Linked DNA regions of Homo sapiens: region 1 is linked to region 2. Evidence: chromatin loops called from intact Hi-C (ENCODE). Cell type or tissue: gastrocnemius medialis. All regions are shown on one strand. Each heading gives the region's core, and the rest is flanking DNA. Links, peaks and the distances in the headings are about the cores only.

Region 1 (12,727 bases), core at 4,399-8,398, 50 kb after region 2:
GCTGGGAATGGCTTTGAAGCATCTGCAGCCCTGCTTTGCTGGTTGGTGGGCACCTGGGGGATGAGGTAAACTGAGGCTTAGCATATGGACGGGCCAGAACAGATGTAGGCAACCCTGGTTATACCCATACCCTGATTATAGCATTTCTGTGGTTGCTGGTGGAAGAAAAGAAAGTTAAATTCATCTGAGTGCTGAGCTCTTGTCACAAATAACAATTGTGACATCATGTCTTTGATAAGTATTGCTGTTAGTTGAGAATTTATAGTTCTTGACCTCAGGATTAGTAACTAATTCACGGACACCATTTGTTTCAATTTGTGACTCATAGCTATCCATGACTACCCTCACCAGCATATGCCCTGTGAGTTATTTCTTCCAGAAGCAGTGAGAGATGTGCACTGATTCATCTGCATCCTTTCGCATGTTTTCTGGTGTCTGTCTCCCCTTTGCCAAGACCTGTACATGTGTGACATGGCAGGTCATGACGAAGGGTGTGTTCTGTGACAGTGACATAGATCAAGCTAACTCACTCAGGGCAGTGACCTAAGCTCTTGCTTTGTGCTCCCACCAACTTGAGCTAATTAGCCATCGACCTGCTCAGAGCTACATTATTGTACTTCTGTCTCTATTATTCCTAGGAGTGGAGGGTGTTGTGGACAGAGCAGAGGCTGGCCAACTGGCTTTTGGTGCTCCACCCCCTCATCCCCCAAAACAATCACCACAAGGTGGGCAGGTTTCTCAACAAGGCACATCCAGGGACTCAGTTTCACTGATTGGTCCAGGGATATCCACTGCCTTGATGAACTGACTCATGTTGACCAAAGTCACAATCTGCATTTATATACCGAATGCCAGGAATACAGGAGACAAGATAGCATGAATGCCCCTTGTAGTCTGTACAGCATCACCTACAGGATTAATAAAAAATTGTATCATAATATTGATGATGTTTTTAGAAGTCCACAAAGGAGATTGCTAAAGGACCTGCAGAACTGAGTGAGTTTGGTAGGATGTGTCTTTTCTGGTATTGAGAGGCCTAGGTGTCATACTCGATGATCTGAAGTTTATTTAGTAAGAATTAGATTAAAGAAGTTGGTTTTGCCGGGCGTGGTTGCTCATGCCTGTAATCCCAGCACTTTGGGAGGCCGAGGCAGGTGGATCACGAAGTCAGGAGATCAAGACCATCCTGGCTAACACGGTGAAACTCCATCTCTACTAAAAACAGAAAAAAATTAGCCAGGCATGGTGGCAGATGCCTATAGTCCCAGCTACTCGGGAGGCTGAGGCAGGAGAATGGCGTGAACCGGGGAGGCGAAGCTTGCAGTGAGCCGAGATGGCGCCACTGCGCTCCAGCCTGGGCTACAGAGCAAGACTCTGTCTCAAAAAAAAAAAAAAAAAAAAAAGAAGAAGTTCGTTTAAGTGTTGAAGATGTTGGAGTACCATCTTTCACAGGCTGTATCAGAGACCTACTGACGCTGCTTCTGAAGCTGCAGGGAACCCTTTTCTTGGGCTCTTTGCAGACTGCCTCTTCCCCCACCCCGCACCCTCCCTCCCTTCCCCCCATTCTGTTATATTTGTCATTAAACACTCTCTTTTCCTAATTTTCTTGGTATATTCAATCTTGGAGTGCTAAAACCAAAGAAAATTTGAAAATTTCCCTTAATAACATGTTTTTAAAATGTAATGACACCAGTATTTTCAAGTTATTGTACACAATTTACCTTTGCCACCAGCACATAGGTGGGAGATCATCAGTGTGTGGCATGGGGATTCTGGAGCCAGACTGCCTGGGTTTGAATCCTGGTTCTACCACTTGTTAACTGTGTGAGTTTGTGTAAACTCCATAATGTCTCTGTGCCCCAGCTTCTTCATATATAAAATGGAGATAATGATAGTACCTACTTCATAAGTCATTTCTTTCCTTGATATATGTATGAGTGTGTGCATTAAATGAGTTGATACATATAAAGCACTTAGGATGGTGTCTGGTACGTGCAAGAAAAGCTGTAGAAATGTTAGCCATTATTATTAATCCCGGATAATAACCAGAACAGCATCTTAATCTGGTTAGTACTGTGTTTTTTAATCCCATTTGAGGCCGGGTTATTTCTGGGGGAGGCATCCTGTAGATAGTGAATCTCCTCTGTAACATCTGGATCCTTTTCTAGCCTTACAGATAGGGTCCTGGAGTACAGCCCTTGCCTGTTTCACATTTTCTCTGATTTCTCAGGTCCATCATGAGATCTGCATATAATCATATGAGCCCAACCCCCTTCTGCCTAGTGATTTCAGAGAAAAGGAATAAAAGGAGTACCTGAAATGCCTAGATTAGGTCTATTAATTAAGGATTTTGTGGGTGCCAACCAGCAGCAAAGTGGAATCATTTGTGTTTCCCTTCCTTTTGTTTCCCCTCACTGTGTCCCTGGGTAATAGATGCAAATGACTAGTGAAAAGCCAAAAGGCAGGCAGTGGGCGGAGGAAGAAAGTGGGGGAAGGGAAAGGAGCCTGGATAATCCAGTGTCGATTAAGCTTCCGGAATAATCAGAAGCTGCCTGGGGTGTGAGGTGGTGTGGCCTTAGCAGAGAATGAAAAAGAAGGGGGCTGCATGCTCCTAGCTGCTGGGCCTTACCTGTGAAATAACAATTCTTACCAAACAAAGACACTCAGGTGACCTGAGAAAGAGCCCTGCAAGATAAATGCAAAAGGGTCACCTGTCCAATAAAGGAAAAATAGATTTAAAAATAAAAAGTAAAAACAGGCATTTTCAGAACCGCTTAAGCAACTGCTCTGATTATTCCAGACACAGTTTTAATGTGCTGGGATGAACATGATATATTTTAGTTCATGTGGAAGCTGTATTTCAGGCTGATGTGGAATCTGTTGCCATAACTGTCACGCAATCCATTAGGGCCCCTGAGTAAAGGCAGCCATTAATCAGGCACGAGATCAGCCCCATAGCCTCACATGCGTGCGGCTCTGAGGGGCCCTGACCTGACATCATTTAAGGAGATTCTCATGGAGGCCATAAACATGATTCGATTCCCATTATCTTCATGTTGCATATTTGTTACCATTACTCTTTGAAGACTCCAAATTGGATGTTAAAAATTTATGATATATATAAAGGTTTGCATGGAGTGAAAAAATAGCTGCAGCAAATAAGTCCATCTCATCCATCAGAGGTGTGTGAGCTGTCAGAGGAGCCTGAAGAGCTATGGAGAAAGCCTGTCAGTTAGCCAGTTAAGGAGGATGGAGAATTAGGAGGGCCTTCTCTGGGCAAACAGCTTTTCCTACAGCCTACATACTAAATGGGAATTTAAATACATTTGGTTAAAAGAACAAAGTAAAACAGCACCACTGCAGAAATCCCCATAGACAGTCTTCGACAAGCAGGTGAAAGGGAGGGCAAGGGATCCTTAGGCAGACATTAGTAGTAATGTGAATGGAGCAGATGCCTGGGTCCAGAGATGGATGTTTCTGGGTTACTGGCATATCTCCAGAGCAGAGAATCTGATGCCAGGTGGGAGCCCTCTGTCCAGGAGAAAGCCCTCCACCCAAGCTGCATGCACACATAATTTTGTTTGAGAACCATGCAACTCTCTACAATCTGTTCAGTGACTTGAATATTTGCATAGAAATAACTCGTATTTAAGGGTTATCCATTCATAGAGGTAGGCAGTTCAGAGTAGAGAAAAACAGAACATTCCAGGCCTTGGCTTAAGGAAGAATGAGAGCTAATGAATCCATTCGACATATATTTACAGGATTGTTTGTTATATAAGGGACTTCATACATAATGCATGGTCTCTGCCGTCAAGGAGTTTCAGTCTGGTAGAGGAAATAAGACATGGATGGTAACCAAGGAGTCTCAGACAGACCTGGGACTCTAGGAGAAGGTGAGATATCAGAAACAGGGAACAAGGTGCACAGTTGCTTAATCTAATCAAGGAATGGACTTTTGAGGATGAGAATTTGTTGGGCAAAGACCAGAGGATCAATTCAACAGGGACGTGGAGGAGAGAAACGTGGGGCAAAAAGATGATTGGCCAAAGTCCAAATTGAGTGCAAGATCTTCTGTGAGGCCAAGACCATGGTATCTAACCAAGTAGGAGGAGCAGGTGTTGGGCAGAAGTGCATCGAATAGTTGGTGAAGGTCTAGGTGTGAGGCAGGTGTGATCAGATAGCTCCAGGAGAGCCGTGCTGAGACTCGGGTATGGAGAAGACTCCTGAGGTTCAGAGGCAGAACACTCAACTGGTAGGGACTGGAGTGTAAGGCTGAATATCCAGCGATAGCGTTAAAGGATAGAAACCCATTCATTTATTCATTCGCTCACTCGGTCATTTATGGAACCCTTATAATATGCCAGGCACTAGTCCAGGATCTGGACATTTGAAGCTGGTCAGAACGCAGTTTCCACACTCAAGGACCTGTTTGATTAGTGGGAGAGGCAGACACACACATGGTCATAATGCAATGCAATAAATTGGTGTGGAATGGAAATACAGGGACAGAGGGTGCAGAGCTTAGGCAAGGACCAGGAGGAAGAGTCACTGATGGCTTCCTAAAGGAGCTGCAGTCTGAACGAAGGCTTAAAGGTCACATAAGGATCTGCCAGCAGAAGGAGAGATGGAATCTAGCTCCACCAGAAAGAATGGGAGTGAAGGACAGGAGACCCAGTTGAAGGGCACTAAGAATTCAGACCCGAGGAGTTGGGCCACTGAGATGAGCTCAACAGTGCAGTAACTCCAGGGGAGGCAGGGAGCTACTCTGAAGACCTCCCTATGTTGTTCCCACCAGAGGCAGGAGTGGCTGAACAGAGATCCCAGGTGTCTGTCCACTGCAGGACAAAGAATCAGTGCTGACCTTTAGTTCAAGTTCACAAAGACATTCACAGCATACTGAAAGGCAGTGTGTGATAGCTGCTGTTTATTCCTGAGCTTCCTCAAGAGAACGTGTGGATGCATTTGAGAAAGGAAGGCTAAACCAGAAACGAGATTTCAGAAAATGAAATTCCATGCGTTTTCAGAGCAGTGTCCCCATGCTTTTACCTTGAATTCGAAAATAAACTCTATTATTTCTGGTTCCAACAATTAGTTATAAAATATAAAATCAATGGCCCCTTTTTTCTCCTCTCCAATTCTTCAACTATACACTTATTCTCACAACTTTGAGTTGAGCTGTTTTTGGTGTTCTTAAGTCCGGTAAAAATGCCACATGTGTGAGCTGACATGTGCTGCCTCTGCTGCAGCATAGGAGGGCTAAGCTTGGAAACTCTGTTGTGCTCTCCCCGGCCCTGATTCCAGGCAGAATCTTTGCTTGTTTTCAAAAGAAATCCTGAGATCACAATGACACAGAAGTGTAAACTCCCATTCATCACAGGGAGGTATTAACTCTGAAGCCTAATTATCTTTTGACTTAAATGGCAATATTGTTAACCTTTTCATGGAGTCAGAAACATCACACTTCTCTGGGGTAGGCAAGTGGAGCTATTTCTAGAATGTTCCACCTTTTCTAAAGGCATTCTTCAGAGGAGGAAGAATGCCTAGCTTGCTCCAACATGCACATGGCACCAAGACTTTGGCTCAGAGGAAGCAGTGAATTTGAAGAACTAAAGTTTGCTGTATTGTAAGAATCAAAATAAGAGAAGTGAATTAGTGCTGATTCAGAGGGAAAGAGAGGTGAATACAAAGTTTGTTTAAACCAGAGGTTTTTGAAGTAGAGAGGCAATTACTGTAAATTTCTCATATCATCTAATATTTATCTAAATGTTAGGCACAACATGAAAATGGTTACACAACTGTCAGCAAAACAGGGAAATCCGCTTGCAGTTTAACTGAAGGATTTTTGTTTCTGTTATGGCAAAAAAAAAAAAAAGAAATTTCCTTAGAATAATAGGTCAAAAATGCACCTTTGTTCTGACAATCACATTTGTAGTAAAATGCAAAAAAATAGTCTCCCATTTGCTTTTCCCTGTAGTTGGCATAAATATCTAGCACACTAGTCAGAATAAAACTGTTGAAAATAACACACAAGGAGAGAGTTAGTTCATCATGAAGTGCCTTGATGTGCCTTCTTTCAGAACTTGTCACTCTGGAAAAAAGTCAGACGTGAACACAATTCTTCTGGCCCCAGTGGATATCTAGAGCCGACAGTGGGGTGGTCCACTCTCAAGAGGCAATTAGAGAATGCATTGTCTGCAGAGGATTTAAGAACAATAATAAAACCAGCTAAAAGTTGGTCTGCTTTATGTTGTTACCATGAGCCAGTGATTCTGAACAATTTTAGTGTTCACATATTCCTCCCTGAAGGGGTCGTTGGTGTCCTATGTCCACCCTCCTTGTTAAGCCATTGTCTGGCACCCCACCCAAGTGGGGGCAGATGTAGAATAAACCTCTGACTTTAATATATAAGAGGTTGTAAAACATTATGAACTGATTCTCTAGGGTAAGGAAGGTCCTATGGATGTTGTCTAACATTGCCACCAGTTCTGTGAATGATCCAACTCATTCTTACAGATCACTTACTGGGCATCAGGCAGTGGCTGGGCTGAAGATACAGTGGTGGGAGATCAGACTCTGTCCTTGCCCTTAGGAAGCTTGTAGGCTACTAGGGGAGACAAAAATCACACCAGTAATTCCAAGGTTGCAACCATGTTGAGTCTAAGAAGGACCACAGAGGAGATATTTGCCTTGGATAGAGAGGTTTGGGAAGGCCTTTTTAAGGAAGTGGTATGGTAGTTCTTCCAAGATTATTGGTCATACCAGAAACTAAGAAACAAACAAACAAATAATGATAATTTTTGCCCACAAGCAACTAGTTCTGTAATCTCTTAAATCTTTTTTCTTTTTTTGAGACAGAGTCTTGCTCTGTTGCCCATGCTGGAGTGTGGTGGCGCGATCATAGCTCAACATAACCTCGAAGTGCTGGGCTCAAGCAATCCTCCTGCCTCAGCCTCCCAAGTAGCTAGGACTACAGGTGCATGCCACCACACCTGGCTAGTTTTTGTTTTGTTTTGTTTTGGTAGAGATGGGGTCTCCCTGTGTTGCCCAGGCTTTTTGAATATTTAGGGTAAGGTCTACCATAGGGACTACATCCTAGAGGTTGAGTGTTCCTTATCCAAAATGCTTGGGACCAGAAGTGTTTGGGATTTTGGAATATTTGCGTTGTATATACTTACTGGTCGAGCATGCTAAATCTGAAAATTCAAAACATGAAATGCTCCAATGAACATTTACTTTGAGCATCATGTTGGGATTCAAAAAGTTTTGTATTTTGGGGCATGTGGGATTTCAGATTTTTGAATCTGGGTTGCTCAACCTGTATATCCCCCTCTCATAGCACAATGGTTCACTCCAGTGGGCCTGGGACCTGGTTAGAGAACATTCTGGCAGCTATGCCAAGGGCCTCCCCTTGATAGCTGTAGGCACTCTCCTTAGATCGGCAGTTCTCGCCCTTCTTTGGTACATTACAATCACCTGAGAGCTTTCTAAAAACCACCTGTGTCCAGGCCCCAGTTAAAGCACAATCTTAGAAAGGGAGGGGGTCAGACACCAATATGTTAAAAAAAAAAAAAAAAAACACCCCAGATGATTCTAATATGCAGCTGGGGTAGCGAATTCCTGTGTTAGATGAATGCACTGAATTACACTTATTCCTGTCATAGTAATTTAAAATTACACATTAAAAATTTCACAATGCAAAGGGGATTACAGTGGTGAGAAGTGTGTGTGAGTTATTTGTGCACACAAATACACGTGAAGGTGATGGTTCAAGAACTTCTTGTACTTTGCATGCTTTTCATTTCTGTGGCATGTAGTGGAAACACAGCAAATGGCTGAAGGATAGAATTTCTTGGACTCTGGAGTCAGGGTGGGTGTTAGAGGACAGGCCATTCCCAGAGCCATGGAAGTTTGATGCAGAGGTGAACATAATGGTTCAATAAAAAAGCAAGTTTCTAGCTTTCTGTCTCCACTTCCGAATCTCTTCAATCCCCCTCTCCTTTCTCTTCCACTGCTACTTTATTTAACCTCATAAATTATGCAGCTTTATATGAAGTCTGTAGCCCCTTTGAGGAAGCATATTCAAATATTAGATAATGGGATTTTTTTTTTGTCCTTTAAACACAAAAAAAACATTGTGTGCACCTTACATGTAAGTGGAATGAATGTATTTTTGCCACTAATGTTGAAAATATCCTTAGGCATCTGGTGTGTATGAATGTGTATACATAGTATATGCATAATAAACACATTCCACCTTATGAATATTTATATACAAGATACATATATATTGAATATAGACATACATATGTAAATAGTAGCCCTTGAAAATTATATGCAAAGTGTGTTTCCAAGCATATATATCATAGTGCATCAGGAATATAATAAAGCTACTACCAAGTTTAGCATATTTTGAGGTGGCATTTTCTACAGAGTTGTTTATGGTAGGGTCTACTTACTATCCACGTATGGGTTTTTTCCATCATCACTTAAATGTTTGTTAAATATCAACTAAAAGTAAGGCACTGGGCATGGCAGAACAAGAAAGATGAAATTGATGTGGTCCCTGCCTTTAAGAGACCTGTACCTCATAGAGTGGCTTAACATTTTGTTATGAAGAATCTAATATTGTCACTGCCCAATGGCATCTTCCTACTTTCTTACAACTGCCTTTCATTTATCTATGCCACTGCTGCCTTTGCCAGTTGGGATTTAAAATGTGACCCATTTGAGCTATATTAATTTAAACCATGGCGTAGCTGCAAAGTTGTTCCGATGCAGTAAGAAGAAACATCATTGGTCTCAGTGCCTTGTAGCCACTGGACATGAACAACAATTAAACTTTTTTCTCTGTCGCATATAGCCAATCCTATAACTGCATTTTTATTTTAGTCTGATTTAGTAGGAAAAAAAGGTACAATAAAAAGGCACCAAGCATGAGGGATGTTATAAATCTCAAAAGTGAACCAAAAGAGAGCAATCTCTTTTCCCCACAAACTTCTTGTAACCTAAATATTACTGACCATGACATTGCACTTCCAAGTTCCATCTAGTTCCCTCCCTGGACTAGGTAGCAGAAGCTTTCTTAAACACAAGCAATACATTCTAAAATGTACAAAATATGGATCTCTTTCTAAAATGACAAGCCCCAGTATAGCCAGGGAGCTCTGAGTGACACTCATCAGGGCAGATTTTGCTCCATTAAAGGAGGAACAATACATAAGCATTGTCATCTCTGCCACAGTGTATGCTCATTGTTTTCTCCCCCCTCAATCCATACATAACAACAGGTAGTTCTCAGCTGTTCCCTTGGTGCCAGACATACATTTTATCTAAAGAGACAGCAGACAGAACTACCTGCTGCTTCCTGTGCGGCTCTCCCTGTGTTTCTCTCCTTTTTCCTACTTCACTAGGGCTTTTAAAAATCAGCTGGCAGGGAGCCAGGAGCTCATCATTTTAATGCAGTGTAAAATGGAATATGCATAATTATATGCAAGCCATATGTGAGGGAGACAGCTCAGCTGTGAATTTCAGGAGGCCAGGAAAGAGAGAGCAGTTAGGGCTAAGATGAGATGAGAGCAGAGCGGAGTGCAAGTGTCACGCAAATGAATGGTTTAATGAGTGTGCTGCAGACACGCCCCCTTTCACCTACCTCTCCCTTCTCTCCCACTCCAAACCAGAAACCAGTGGAGATTAGAAAGAAGACTGTATGCAAGCGGTATTGCTAATGGGTTCTGTTAATGTCTCCATTTAAACTTCAGCTTTCTTAATTAACAGCGTAGATCAAAATAACCAGTAACTTTTAATGCAGCTTTTAAATTAAATCTTTTTTTTTTTTTTTACTGCATTTGATTGAAGAATCATGGTTCTTACCAGATCATCGCTCCTTTTAGATCTTTATTTAAAAATGGAGGGGAATCAGTTTATCTCTAATAGTATTACAATGCAAAATATAATTATGCAGATTGCTTTTCTTATGGCCTTGCTATTAGAATTTTTTAAAAGTGCATTATCTAGAGATTGCTTAAGCATGCCAAAAAGTTTAAACACGTATGTATGTCATATAATCCTAAATGTGCAATGAACAATGCGCACTGAAAAACTAAGGTGGTGGTAATTGCCAACAAAATTATTTGATTTTGGTTTGCTTGATATTGTTTTAAATATTACACCACAATGAATTTGCATGTTCAAACTAAACAATGTAAAGAAAAATAAATCCCAAATTTTGATACCTAAAAGGCGTACTGCGTATTTAAACAAACTTCTTAATATTGTTGTTATTTCTGGATTCCCGTTTGTTGAATGATCTGAGCTGTTATGCTTTTTAGCTTTTTTTCTTCCATTATTTGTAAGTCCCTAAATAGGCCATTATATTTCCCTTCAGGCTAGAGATGAAGATGGACATGCTGAAAATTTTCCCCAGCAGCACTATGCTAAGGAAACTCCAAGGCTTGCCTTCAAGAATAACTGCGAACTACTTGTAAGAATAACATACTTACAACAAGTCTAGAATGTTACTTTAGCACAGTGAAAACAGTTTTTGAAAGGGTTTGTTCATGATTACATAATTGATGAAATATTATAGTTTTCTGTATAGAGTTCTAAATGCTAATTCTGATATCACTGAATATTAATTTTAAGATCTCAAATTGTTTGCAAATCTTTTATATCTGATTATAGAGCTTGAATGGCCCTGTCTTTATTAGCTTGTTGTGTTTAGTAGTTTATAAGCAGCCACTTGGAGAATGGCTAGTAAAGTTAAAAATATAGAGAAAGACAGTTGATATATGTAGCTTGGGAAAAAAGAACCTCACCCTCACCCCTCCTCCTACGTCCTCATTGTACACTATTTTAGGAGACAACATGGTAATATTTTGTTCTGCTAGGGAAGATAGCAGAGTTGACACGCAGTACTCCCTTTAGAATTCAAGTATTCCTCCACTCTCTTGCCAAACTTAATCGTCTCTCCTATGCAGAAGGAGTCAAAGCAGTGACAGGGTGCGGGGATGTTTACAAGTCGTGAGAGGGAGGATATCAGCTGTGACATTGAGACTCTGTTCCAATGCAGGGTTAATTTGCTGTTCATTTTAGCATTTACAGCCAGACAAGATGAAAAGCAAGCAGGAATGCCTATTATATTTCTATTAAATGAATCTGTTGGGACCTAATGTTCTTGATTAGCTTTTGAAAATGAGTGCTCTGCAATGCATTTTCTGTTTACCTAAAGTAAACAGAGAATGAATTGTCATTTATTTAGAGATTCAAACACTCCTTTTGAAAATGAAGCTTTATGAGGGATCTAGCTATGTTGTCCCTAAATGTTCTTTTCTTTTCAATTGCATTAAAGCAAAACATTTGCTCCAACTAAGTGAAAACACTGAAAGAGAATGAGGATGCTCAGTTGTTACATTTTGAGGTAGTCTAATTTCTGTTTAGTTTTTTGGCCGACCAGCTCTGCCAGGTCTCTGCATTAGGAAATCCCACATGTAACAGTCTTTGGATTTAGCTCTGATACCAACTGTTCATTAAAAACAAAGTGTCCAAAGAGCAGAAGAGACAAAAATTCAGTTCTTACCCATTCTAGCCGCAGTAGCTACATGTTGACAGCAAGAACCTCCTTTTCCCCCTCCACAGTCTGCACAGTTACAATTACACTACTTATTCTGTGTGTGTAGTCCCTTGACCAACAGATCCACAGGCAAATTTGCTGCTTATAAATGTAATTTTTTTCTGAAATTTTAACTTAACTTATGTTTTATCTTAGGACTCTTAAACTTCCAGGACTGCTAGCATTACCTATTCTGAGGAAACTCTTTTTGTTCATTTCGGTTTTAATGTGTCTCTGTAACTATGATTATTCAGCAGAAGACCACAGAGGCCCTTATGCTGTGTTTTGGTATCAGAATGCTTTGGGGTAGCTTACTTCTTTTTAGAGAAATTTGCAAAAGTAACATGCCATATTTAATTTTTGTCTATTTGTTGGAAAAATGAACATGCTTGAGTCCTGGTTGTGGTCAGTTTATACTGGAGGAAGCAAAACATATATGTGAACATCGTTTTTAGCTGTCTTTAGAGAAAATAGATGTTTTGTCATTGCTGTGCTTAAACACATTGTTGTGTTGGCAGTAGTTTTGAGCAATTTGGTACAATCTTCGTCCTTCCAGTCACTGTTAGAAATGCTTTATTTTGGTCAGTATACTTTCCTGTGATAAAAGAAAAGGAATAAAAAGAAAACATAAGTAAGCTTATTTCTCCAAGGAGAAATTTAATTTTTTTCAGCTGTAAGAAAAGTGATGGTGTTTGGCTGGTTATGAAGCCCTGAGAAGTTATGCTTCTATATGAAAGAGACTTGTTCATTCATAAGAAAGAAATAGGAAATCCTTGGAGTTTTCTTAGTGCAACTTAGAGCAGATTTTTAAAGAATCTGTCAGAGAAGATTGCAAGCTCCACTCCAAAGTACTTTTTTAGCTGAAGGGTGGTTCTGCCATCTTCTTGCATGGATTGCTGCAAGAGCAGTAGCCAGTTTAGAAAGCATGGGAGCTCTGGAGAAAGCACTGAGGGCACAGGGTTCTTCTGGGCCCCCAGATGATCAGGAGCACATGGCTGGACGACTAGTCCTCTGTGCCACAGACACTGACAGAAAGTGCCCTGGCCAGGTAGACGGGACATTGCCTTGACTTTATTACTGACTCTCTAATGTCTCTGCCCGCTCCCCACCCCCACA
Region 2 (12,727 bases), core at 4,482-8,481:
CCTGACCTCAAGTGATCCACCCACTTTGGCCTCCCAAAGTGCTGGGATTAAGGTGTGAGCCACAGTGCCCAGTCTGTCATGTTTTATTGAGAAACATTTGGGAGCTTCTTATTACCTGTGGAATAGAGACGAGCTGATTCCCTCCCCCTATGCCAAAATGACATCCATGAGACTCCTTGTTCAGGCCCTATCAGCTCCTGTCTAATCTACTTTTCCCTTCACACAAGCTTGGTCAACTGGATGACTGCAGGATTCTTGCCCATTTCAAGCCTGTCTTCCACTCTCTGGCTCCTGCAGTTCCACTGTCCTTTCTCTCCTCTTTAACTTCCCCGCCTTCCAAATCCTTCAAGACCCAACTCAAATGCCGTGCTCTCTGGAATGGCTCTCACAACTGTCTGAACCTCTCTCTTACTGCATTCTGCCTGTCATAAAATGAGCCACACACCTCAGGTCCTATCCAGCTCACATGTAAACATGTAGTTCTTTCTGGAGTCACATTCTTTATATCTGTATCTATGTCTATGTCTGTCTTCATAATATGAATGTAAATAATTTAAAATTGGGTAGAATGTTCCGTTAGAAAATTGAAAATTAATTTTAAAGTCTGTCATTTTTCTGTAATTTTGTATAATATAGGGTCATTCCTTTTACTTATTGGAACCAATTTTTAATTTATGTATAGAATATTTAGATTTTATTTTGGGGTTAAGTACTACTCTGTTTAGAGAGGAGTGGACTATTTAAATTCTTGAAATAACTTCAAATCTATTTATACAAAAGAAAATTAGGGATAATTTTAGGTACTACAAAGACTCATGTAGTATTATGGACCTTTGTCATTTAATTGCATTATCCTTTTAATGAGAGCTAAGTTCAATAAAATTTTATTTTTTCAGACACCACTCTTTGGGAATTCTTGATAGTTCAGTTACCAAAGTGGCAGACATTTTCAGTTGTTGCTCTGATACTTTTTAAATGAGCAAACTTCTCAGGCACTTAGGAAGATCCACCCATGTGTGGATAGTTAATGTAATAATTACAAAGAATTCCCATCTATTAATTACAGAATATCTGGCAGTGCAGTGATATATTTGGCAACATCTTGTCAACTATTAATTCAAGTTAAGTACTTTTTTAAAAGAATAGCTGTAAGTGAGGCTTTTATTAATTCTAATGGCTTTACTCTTAAATAATCTAAGTTAGTGAAATTTAACCAGTTACTGAGTTGTTCTTTGTATTCAAGGATAGTGGTTTTACAGATGTCATCCACAGGAGGGGATGTGATTGGAGAGACTGGTGCCTGGTCACTGGGCCTCTCCAGATTGCATACAGCTGACACCTACCCTTTTCTTGTGGTTCTAATTGCCACTCGTTCTAAGGAAGGCTCATTTACATATAGAATGTGCATATTTAATCGTATTTGATCCTCACCGAAGCCATAGTTAGGGTGGGCATGACCAGTCCTTGATCGACTTACTCTTGTCACACACAACTAGAAGGGGCAATATTAGTACTTTCACCAAGGTCCTCTGTCTCCATCTCTGTGCTTCACCACACTGTCTTTCAAATAGTAGCAACTTAGATTTGCAAAGCAATGTACATCTACTACCTCATTTGCTTATAAAAAGTCACCCCCTTGAGATTGTCCTAAGTGGATCTGCCTGTTGCTTTTCTTTTCTGGCAATCCTTAGTTATATGCCATTGTCTGCTGTGTTTCATATTCATACTTAAAAGGCACTCTGAACATTTGACATGTCCTACAGTGTCATCACCCTGTCCACACTGCCTTCCTTTGGCTGCCCTCAGGTTGCCCTAGCTCTTTCCAAGGCTAGAGATTAGCTAAGTAATATGTCCCAACTCTCCCATCTTTGCCTCTCTACCTTTCTCATTGGAACCCTATCCTCAGCCCTTCTTCCCATTCCTTGTAAAAACATATTCTTCAGAAAGAATCATTCATTTCAAAGCATAAATCATTACTTACAAGTATATATTGAGCCTCCTTGCTTTCAGGGAATTGGTGTTTTAATGGTTCATAAGAAACATTTAGCCAAAGAAATGACCTTCTAGTGGTAGAATTTAATCTTAGTGAGCAGCTGAAGGATAATTTTTTGAAGCTAGGATATTCTTATTGGCACCCTTGAAATTACAGAGGTAGGGGGGTCTCCCATTTCAACCACATGGAAAGCCAGTCTTATCCATGTTCTGCTGTGAGCCCTGCTCCTTAGAAAAGAGAAGGCTGACAAGAGTATTGCTTGCCTGTGGGTAGAATAACTGCTTGAGATCCACATATTATTGGGCCTGTCTTATCATTTAATGTTTAAGTAGCACTTGCTGGTGCGAGTTATACAGAATGTTTGCAGCAAATCCATGTCTCATAGTCATAAAGAAGTAAAGGCTTGCACCGTGGGCCTTTAACTTGTTTTTTGAAAATCAATCAACAAATATTGATTAACACTTCAGCTGTCTCCTCAAAGACATTTTGACCTTTTTGATTTCATTTTCTTTGTCTATTGTTGTGTCACTGAGCAATGTGCTGTGTAAGTTGCAAAATGTGTGACAGCTTTTAGTCCTTTTTGTGGAGAGAGGTCTGTGAGGATGGTTTATAATCTTACTGCTTAGAAAAGCTGTGGTCTCTAAGGTGTAGTGGTCAAGAGCTTGGGCTCTGGAATCAGATGGCCTGGTCCTCAGTAAGGCTCTGATATGTACTTATTGTGTGATTAGGAGCAAATTACTTAACATATAAACTCACTTTCCCCATTTGCACAATGGAGATTAATGTTAGTAACTGCCTGGTTGGTGGTGGTTGTGAAAAAGATTAAATAACATTGAAATGAGCCGTGCATTGTGCGGGCACCTGCGAAGTACTGCTATCATTATGTTCTTTGTGGTTTAGTGGTCCCAGTTTTCTCTGGGTCTCCTTGTATGTTCACTCCTAGAACACAGGGAATTGTACAGAAACTCCTGGTGGACTCTGTAGAAACTTTAAGTTAGATTGCTTTAAAGTGTTTGGAATTGAATTATTTCAAAAAGGAATTTCTTTTTTGCAGAAGTTATAAAGAAAGCAAACTTCAGTTTCTTGCCTGCTTTCCAGGCCTTGACTTTATTCTGTTTTTAAATATAGCTGCTGCAACAAGTAGATTGACACAGTGCAGCCCGGCCATGGGCCATTTCATGTCATTTCATGGCATGGGGAACACACAGGAGTCTCCTCAGACTGCCTTGTAACTTGTCTCAAATATAATCCAGGTCTTTCATTGATTATCTGGATGTGTGCATTCTAGGAACTGTTGGAGGAGATAGATGTCCCAGCAAATACTTTCGGAATTTCCCCTCAGTCTTGGACTCCCATGAAAGTTACAAAGGGGTGGTAAATCTACAGTTTAATTGCCTGGAGTCCATTAATGCCCTACTGATTTTCTTTGGGCACTGGTCAGGTAAGTTAGTATACATGTTTATAGCCAATTTAAATGCCCCAAGAAGATCACTGACCAATGGCCATCCTTATTTTTAAAAGTCACCAGATAAGGCAATTTCTCAAACAACTTCAGCAGGGCATTCCAGAAATGCTTGATCTCATACTTCTCTGCACTATAATAAATACAATTTTGATTTCATCTTGGAGTAATCTGAACTTCTGGGATGTAAAGTAGAAAAATGTTCTATAGCTCTTGGAACATTAGATTGGAAAGAAAATGCCTTAAACATTCTGCTTAATTAAATTCGGTACAAATTTTTCATGATTAATTGAAATATGCTTATTTTGACTGATACATATTTATATGATATTATCATATGAAAATTATGTTATACAAACCGTTCTCTTTGGGAATGTGATTTAATGCTGTAAACATTTTACATTTGTTGTATTGTTTATTATAAAAATGCACAGGCTGATGGCTGTAAGGTAATGTCATGTAAAAATCTGTTATGTGAATCTTCTCTGAGGTAATCTCAAGTCTCTAATGGCACAGACCGTTAGCCAAAATGTAAGACAGGTAATTAGGTTTTCCCTAGCTTGAAGAAATATTTTTTTAAGTAGAAAAAAAAATTTAAAGCAGATCAAGTTAGAAAAGTTAAAGTGCTGAAACCTTCTATTTTGCCATTGTAAAGCATGCATTTCATTTCCATGTTTATTGTAAAGCATGCATTTCATTTCCGTGTTTCAGGTAGAAAGAGATGCAGGGTTGAAGTGGACTGATCCTTTTGACTTTAACCACTTAAGAAGTGTTCACTTTTCTAGGGGTGCAGTCATAAGATGGGGACACCATCTCATGTCTGATGACAGAATTTTGAACTATAGTTTGGCTGACAATATTAATTTAGATAATCACAGTTCTTTATTAGTTTCTAAAATCTGTTACTAATATAAAAGACTTTTATAAATCTAGAATGCCTGAAATACCGGAAAATGTTTTTTAAATTTTTTGAATAACCCAATTATCAGACTGTTCTTTGGATCATTAGCTGCTGATAACAGTTTAATACTAGAAAAGGAGAAATCTGATGGGCTTTTCCCAAAGCATATACCTTTATGAAATGGAGTTGTATGAAAAACTGCGGGGAGCGTTGACTTATTTAACAAGGCAGATGCTAACCATCATTCTAGAAGTTTTTCCAGCAGCCAGATATAAAAGTGCACAATGTATTTGGTCTCATGTCATATTGTTGCTTTGTAGTAAGAATGATTTATAAGAAATAATCTGTTTTAAAATTCTACCTTTTTGTTCGTTTATTTGTTAGGTCCTTTGTAAGAAAGTATTCTTGCCTCCCTTTAAAAAATGACAAGTGGGTCTGTCTGGTGATGATGGATTGAAGCTTGAGAAAGACCCCGGAGCTGCCCTTTGGCCTCAAGCATCATTCCTTCAGGCCAGGTCCAAGCTGCAAGCTAAGCGCCTGGCCTTGTGAATAGCTTTGCACTCTATTCTTTCTCATCTCAGTGTTGGTCCATTATAGCTGAAGATCTAGGACTTAAACAGTTTTATGCTTTGTTTCCCAAATCAGATTATTTAAAGGAAGAAATAATGAGGGGGACCTAATGCATGTTCTAAAATGGCTCCTTGGGAAGTGGGGTCTCCTCATTAAACTGTGAGGCCAGGTGATTTCCCGCATAAATTTTTTTCCTTACAGATTTCACCAGAATCAAGCTTACTGCCAGTGGATAATTTATGAGAATTCTGCTGTATCTTCTTTTTCAGGAATTTAAGATTTTAAAGTATCTTATCAATTGGGAAAAATAGAAACTATTAGTTGCTATCTAGTTTAGTAAAGATAGGTGAATATTTTAAAATATATGCTATTTCTAATCTAAGAAAACTGCTCCATACACCAAGGTAAATTATAAAGCTTTGCTAATTTTTCATACCATGTAAAATGTTCATATGTAGAGAGATGCCATATTAGAGATCATGTAAAATATAAATAAAAGCTTGCTTTTATTTATTTATTTTTAAATTTTTTTTGTTAAGGATATTCCTGAAATATCAAAAAGCTTGCTTTGAATAGAACAAATTATTAAATACAGTAATTGTTTGACATTTGATTTCATATTATACCATTTAAAGAAAGTTATCAAAAATGTTGGACTGACATCAAAGGTCATTTTTTATACTATCTCACTTGATAACAATAGATCACAATATGTAATTTGTGAAATACTAAAAGGTCATTAAAATGGCAATATTTATTCCATTGAGGTAAATAAAATGCTGCATATAGTTCTGAGTGGTGATACTCAGGGGGAAAAAAGCCATATCTCTGCACTACAAATTAGTTTGCTTCTAATTTTGCAGGCTGATGACCACACTGCCTCAAACCAAATCTTTTCCCTGGAAATGAAATGATTGCATGACAAACTCTATGAACCCTGAATATGTCAACAACTCGTGGACCAGGCCTTGCTTAGCAATTAGTCTTTGGGGGATTTTATCCAGAAATCAGACAACACTATACGAGTGCTTGTTGGGGATTTTATGATTACCATTCATGTCTGGAGCATGAATGTGGGTTAATAAAAAAAAAATTCCATAAAGGAAGAAGAGATGTGGCAATCAGTCTCTCTCTCTCTCACACACACACACACACACACACACACACACCACACACACACACACACAGTCACTATCAATTGGGAGGACAGAGAAAACTCAAGATGTAGCAAAAGCCGTTAAGAGGCAACAAGGAAATATTACTTAGGTGTCTACTTAAAGTTTCCTTTTATTCACCCCCACCCACCCCTCAGAGGCCAGTTTTTCCCAGACCTGAATATCACCATCATAATGTTTGTCATAACTTCTGACCACCTGCACTATGACTTACTGAATATATTTTACTAATTGACTCACTTTAAAATCCTTTGTTTTAAGCAGTAGTATTTGTGATATCATGGGCTCATTATGCTAGTTAAATTTGTTTTCTTCTCATACAAAGGAAAAGAAATACAATTTAAATAATGGAAATATTTGCAAACCACCTAAATTCATTCTGAGCAACCCCATGACATGACATGAGGGGCTGGGAGGACCACCAATCTGGCTGAGAATGATCTGGCATTCCCATTACCATCCCTCCATCCAGGGCCCAGGAACCACATCACATGGAGGAGAATTTCAATCAGGCCTGCATCTCCCTTAGGACACCAGTGCCGGAAGGCTGCATTGTCAGAGTCTGTTCAGCGAGCCAGGCTTGTCCCTTTCCGTTGCCAGAATCTGGCCACGCACATCTTTCCTTTTTGACTAAACGTGTTGCTTGGGAATTATTACATTGCAAGAATAAACAATAGCACATATCATTTAACAGTAATAGGGAACAGGCCATGGTTGAGCCTGGCGTCTGGTCAAGGTTCACATGAGGGTGTTCCATTTGTAAGTTAGCACCCTACAAATTGTCCCACCCAGTGCAGATCCTGCAGGCTTTCACAGGACCTTTGAAGAAATGGGTTATTTTACAAGCTTCGTTAGTGCTGGGGCTGGTTTAACTAGGCAGATGAAGCTTTTTTTTTTTTTTTTTTAAACCAGGCTAAGAAGCCCTAGGAGCCCTTGTGGCTCTGCAGTCATGCTCTGGTTTTTAAGTAAATGTCTTTTGGAAACTTAGGAGCCAAAAAAAAAAAAAAAAAAAAAAAAAGAGAGAGAGAAAGAGAGAGAGAGAGAGAAAGAAAAAGCACTTCTTCTCCAAGGTCCAGAAACTAAAATCAGGCCCAGGTAGCTCTGTCAGGTTCAGGGTGTGTCTAAATTTGAAGGGATGTTTGCTTCTGATATGAACATTTTTCTTATACTTTTATTATAGAAGATGATGTGTCAAATGTACAAATAATGTGTGCCTGGTGCCAGAAAGTGGGAATCAAGCGCTATTCCCTGAGTATGGGAAGTGAGGTGAAAAGCTTCTGCAGCGAGAAGTGCTTTGCGGCCTGCCGACGAGCCTACTTCAAGAGAAATAAGGTAAGAGCACCGGAGAGAGAGGCGGCCCCCCACAGGCCTCACCAGCCCACACGCGCATGTGCCTCATAGCTTCTAGCGGAAAACACTGCGCACCTTTTACTTTTATATTTTTATTCTCTCTGTTTTGTTGATTCCCCTTTTGTGTCATGCTTAACCTTTTGGAATAAGGAATCCCCTTCTAATGTGTTTCTCTTGGCTTAGTGTTTGTGTTCTGAGAGGGTGAATGAATCTGATGAGGACACTGTGATCACAGCTGGTATCCTCATGGCCAGTGTCTTTCCAGCAGTAGAGTGCAGACTGCACTCTGAGTACATGAAAGATAAGTGGTAGATATTTCTTTAAAAAGCCAAGTAATTAGCCACAAAAGCATGGCCAGAAAGTTTTAGCCCACTTAGTTTAATTCTTGTACCCAGTGGAAATACTGCTATTGCTCTTTTCAAAATCTGGCCCACGAGTTCTTGTCAAGAAAAATGTCAAGTCTCTCTTGACATCTTATGTTAAAGCTGATTGATATTGAGAAAAGATGAAATCATGAATACGTGAAACAACATTGCTCACACAGCCAAGCATTTGTGAGGAGCGTGGTGGGTAAACACAGGAACAGCCATCGTTAGAATTTTTTTTGGTTTTGTTTTGAAGACATCCCAGGTCTGAAAATGTCCTTTTTGAATAGTGTTAGCCACCATGGATGGGAAATGGAATGCATGATGTTTTTACAATCACACGCACATGCACACAACTATTTTCTGAATCCTTAAAGAACTGCTGTAGCCTTTGCCACCAACTACTGCGGTAACTTGCTAGTCCTCAATTATTTTCCATTGATATGTAAAGCTTCCTTAATTCATAAAATCTTTACTAAAATTGTCCACATTTTGTTGTTTCCATTTCTATAATACAAGATCCAAATCTGTTCTTCTTGAAGCAAACAATTATTATTTTTCCAAAAGTGTGATATTTGCAATCCTGAAATGCTAATTATGGGCTCACTGCATTGCAGGCACTGTTGCAGCAAATTATCTCCTGAAAATTTGGGTCACATTCATTCTGCCAAAAAACATAATGCCAAAAGAATTAGGCTGCAGAATTCAGCAGGGTGGAATTTTAGTAGCAGTCTCTAAGAGTTAGGCTCATAATCTTCACTGAAACAGAGAGGCAAGTAAGGAAATTGTTTGGAATTCTTTTGGGACTGTCAGCAGTCAAGTTCACTTTCCCCTGGGAGGAGCCAGTGAATCTGGGGAGGAGGGTGGGAAGAATGATGCACGGGAGACACGTTTTGTTTTAATATAGGGGGATTAAAATGATCTCTGAGACCCCGGGGCTCCCGTTTTGAATGCCGAGCACTGGAGTAACAAACCCAGGAGTGGGCCCAGTGCTTTCTTCTTCAAAGCCCTACTTACCACAACAAAATACTTTGCATTCCAATCCAGAAGATGGCTATAGAACAGGGCTTTTTGTCTTTCTATAATTCTGAAGGGTTATGGGTCTGAATCTTGATGGGCTGCCTGTAGGGACTAAAATCAAGCAAGATGGATTTGTCACAATCCTGGTGATACATGTTATATTTTGCAAACTGTATTTTATAGTGAGCCTTTGAAGAAAGACACCTGATTCCATTTGGAAAAACACTCCAGAATACCATATCTATATCTATATTGTTTACATCATTATAAAGTTTAAGGTCAAACTGAATTTAAACTTTCATAGGGTACATTTTTGAAAAATGGATAACTGGGAGCGAGGATAGGAATTAGCATTTGAAATACTTACAGCAGGTAAAGTCAGCAGTGGGAGGAGGACCATCACATTTCACTTTCTACCAGGCGTTATTGGGATATGTCTTTGAACATCTTGCTAAACCTGGAAGTTGCAGCAGTTTGGTGTTTAGCCAGTGACTTTGCCAGCTGATCCCAGTTGTCTGTTAGTGTACAAACAATTCCTCCCTTCTCTGCAGTCTTCATCCTTCCTTATATATCCCAAAGCTCTGATGTGCTATGCCTTCTTGTGTGTGTGTGTGTGTGTGTGTGTTTTTTTTTTTTCCAAATAGAGAAATAAACTAGTCTATCATTTGTTGGCTTCTTTTTTTTTAATTTTAAAGAGTGTTATCTCTGTTACAATATTATATTGTCTTACAATAAACATGTACAGCTGCTGCATTTCTGTTAACTGATAGGATTTTGTGGTCATTTCATTTAGGGCTTGGGTTTCCTAATGGATTGTATTAGATACCAGTCTCCATCCTGCCATTTCTAAGAACTGCTTGTAATAAGCCCCTGGGTGTTCCGTACTGAAGACAATAGCAAATAGCTACTTCTCCTCTTGTATCATTTAACAAAGTCCTTAGTCCTTGTTAATTAAATTGTGGACTTTCTTAATCTTAGAAAAAGGGCAAAATTCTTCCCATTCCTACATAACAGATTTTTTTTCTGGCTAAATTCTACCTTTTTTAAGTTTTGAGAAGTGGATAGAAAACAGAGTGAATAATGTGTGTGTGTGCAGAACAGAATTTTGCCTTAGGTATAGTGTAGACTTAAAAAAACATAAAATTAACTGTGCTGTAAATTATGCTTTATGACAGCCCGCTTCTTGCTGGATAGCATGGTGGGATCTAAAAATGGTCTCTAAGTTGAACCCAAATTGCATGCATAACTTTACAAAGAAAAATCCTAGTAGAAAAGGTAGCTAATTAGGAGCAGTATTCAGCTGACCTCTGTTTTGTGTCTGAGCAACACCTGCATTTGTGAATGTAAATTGGACAGCTGTGCTTGTGGTCTCTGTGCATTTCTCTTCACACACGCTTGGGTGTAGAGTCAGGAATTGATTTGCTGCTGAAAACAAGGACAAAAATAACCCAACTCTCAAAATGATGGCCCACTGAAAATGGGCTCTTGAAATTTCTTTTGCCTCTCAATCCTTCATTTCTTTTTGGGTTTCTGTGTTTGTTTAATGGGGCGGGTTGAAAGTGTCACATACATCTCTCACAGACTGTCACTATGCAATAAGGTGGGATGGATTGAAGCCAGGTTAACCTATATAGTATATAGGTTATATTTTTAACTGAATTTAAATTTTTATTTGAAGAGTTGTCTGGATTGCTACGAATATTAGGCTTTCTTCAAAATACTTCTACTCAACACTGCCAGGAGAGGACCATGAATCACAGCTGTATTCACTTAAGGACTCTAACTACTAGTTTACACATTTCAGAATGTTGGCTCTAGGAAGTGGATAGTGTTAATTCATAATATATTTTGTAGGGTCCTTATCCCCGAAGGCTTATTTGCTGGCTTAAAAGTTTTTGAAACAGCGGGTAAGAAAAATACTTATGTAGTCTGTGGGCATTGTATGGACAATGGGATGTCAATCTCATTATTTCATGTATTGGAGACTTTTCAGGGAACTAATAGCTCACTCTTTTCCCAGCCCATTTTTGGACTTGAGAGCATTTCTGTCCTTGTAATTCATCTAGGAATTGGAAAGTTGCAGAGACTCCTTAGTGATTTTGCACTCTTGTGAAAACATTTAGTCCAACTTGCTAACACCAGTTTTACTTTGCATAGTAATGCACACGTAAAAATACTCTTTCCTAAGGGAGTAATGTCTTGTAACCATTATCCCTCTAAAAAGGAGTAACAAACAAGACCACAAATGTTAGTCACTTCCAAATGGCCTGTGTTTGATCTCTTTCCTTTTACATGGGAAATATCTTATTGTCCAAACTAATATCCAAAAATCAAGAAGGAAATTAAAAGTCAAGACAAATGGCTACTGCAGGCAATGTAAAGGATGATTATTTACTTTTCTTGTTCGGATCTCAAGTTTTTAGTGTTCTTTATGGATTCGGAATGTTGATAATTTACAAGTAAACACAAATTCCTAAGAGCACCAAAGTTTTGCTTCCTTGTTCTAGTTTTTTAATAATTTGAAAGGCCGGGCGCCATGGCTCATGCCTGTAATCCCAGCACTTTGGGAGGTGGAGGTAGGAGGATTGCTTGAGCCCAGGAGTTGAAGACCAACCTGAGCAATAGCGCGAGACCCTGTCTCTACAAAACATACAAAAATTAGCTGGCTGTGATGGTGCTCACCTGTAGTCCCAGTTACTCAGGAGGCTGAGGTGGGAGGATTGCTTAGCCCAGGAGGCTGGGGCTGCAGTGAGCCATGACTGTGCCATTGTACTCCTTCCTGGGCAACAGAGCAAGACCCTATCTCAAAAAAAAAAAAAAAAAAGATCGAAATACTTCTTCAATATCATGATATTGTGGTTCCCCAGCAGATCACAGTGGGAAGAAACCAATGTGGCTCAGAGATGAGGATAAGGATGCATTAAAAAGAAAAAGATGATATAGACAGAAACAACATTTGCAAATGATGCCATTAAGATTTCCTAACAATCATTATAATAATAACATAAATAATTCAAGGAGGAGAATATTCTGTTATTGGCATTTCTTTTACTTTCAGACTATATTCTTGGTTATACAGCGATCTCTTCTTAGAAGACATTTCTTTTGGAAGAACCCATCTCTAATTAGCATGTATCATCATGTTATTTGGAGTTATATTTTATTTAGACATAGTCTATTTGTCTTTTTATTAAAGTTGAATATATCCTGGGAAAGATTTCTCAGTTTCAGACTTAATTATAGAACCAAGTAGTACAGAAGAAATGTGTAACAATTGCCCTGTTAATCTAGTGATTAACCTGTCTACTCTTTTTCCTTTAAATACCTGCAAGATTTAATTTGCAAAATGGCTATCATTCATGAAGGCTTGGAGAAGGACATTAAGAAATTACTTGCAATTAATGTCCCCTGACCACCTGAAGCTCAGGCCACATACTTGCTTTTGCCAGTTGCTGGCAAATATCTTTGGCCCACCAGTAAATGCACCTGGGGAGCCCCAGGGTTCTTCCTGTGGATTCCCCTTGGTTTTAACAGCCACCAGTGAGCCTCCTGAATCTGTCCAGCTGCACCCTGGCCTGCAGGATGATTGCTTGGTTTTGCAGTGTTCCTTAGTACTGTACTATAAGCCTATTCACTGCCTCATGTGTATAGTGGCTTCTCCTCCCAGGGTTTTAGTCTGCAGGCCAGTGGCTGAGCTCCCTTTTGGTCATAGCAAACGGGTGTTCTCAGAAAGCTCTGGGGAAAAGAACAACAAACCCAAGTGTTTCTTATTGTCTTGTATTTTGAAATACAGAATGGAATATTGATGAGCTGCTGCAAATGAGAGGCTGGAAAAAGCAATCACAGAGGAGGGGTAAACGTCAGTCCTTGGAAACACATTTGGGAGTAGGG

The links. A loop is a pair of places that touch in the nucleus more often than their neighbours do. Peaks named below come from ENCODE experiments on the same cell type or tissue, not always from the same donor. Only the 100,000 strongest peaks of a DNase experiment are listed, where the experiment ranks them.
Region 1: a loop joins it to region 2, with 7 times the contacts of the local background. A loop is called at or near these places in 1 of 110 quality-filtered maps.

What each region holds. Positions count from the first base shown.
Region 1 is chr6:107,576,693-107,589,419 of GRCh38, forward strand. SOBP (sine oculis binding protein homolog) reads left to right here. Exons shown (of 7, transcript NM_018013.4): 5 at 10,388-10,483. Among named protein-coding and RNA genes, the nearest start is that of SOBP, 93 kb to the left of the region's middle. RefSeq lists an enhancer at 8,959-9,851. In gastrocnemius medialis, for the core only: no CTCF peak of the experiment used is centred there; no DNase peak of the experiment used is centred there.
Region 2 is chr6:107,526,178-107,538,904 of GRCh38, forward strand. It overlaps SOBP (sine oculis binding protein homolog), which reads left to right. Exons shown (of 7, transcript NM_018013.4): 4 at 7,282-7,433. Among named protein-coding and RNA genes, the nearest start is that of SOBP, 42 kb to the left of the region's middle. In gastrocnemius medialis, for the core only: no CTCF peak of the experiment used is centred there; a DNase peak (open chromatin) is centred at 6,644.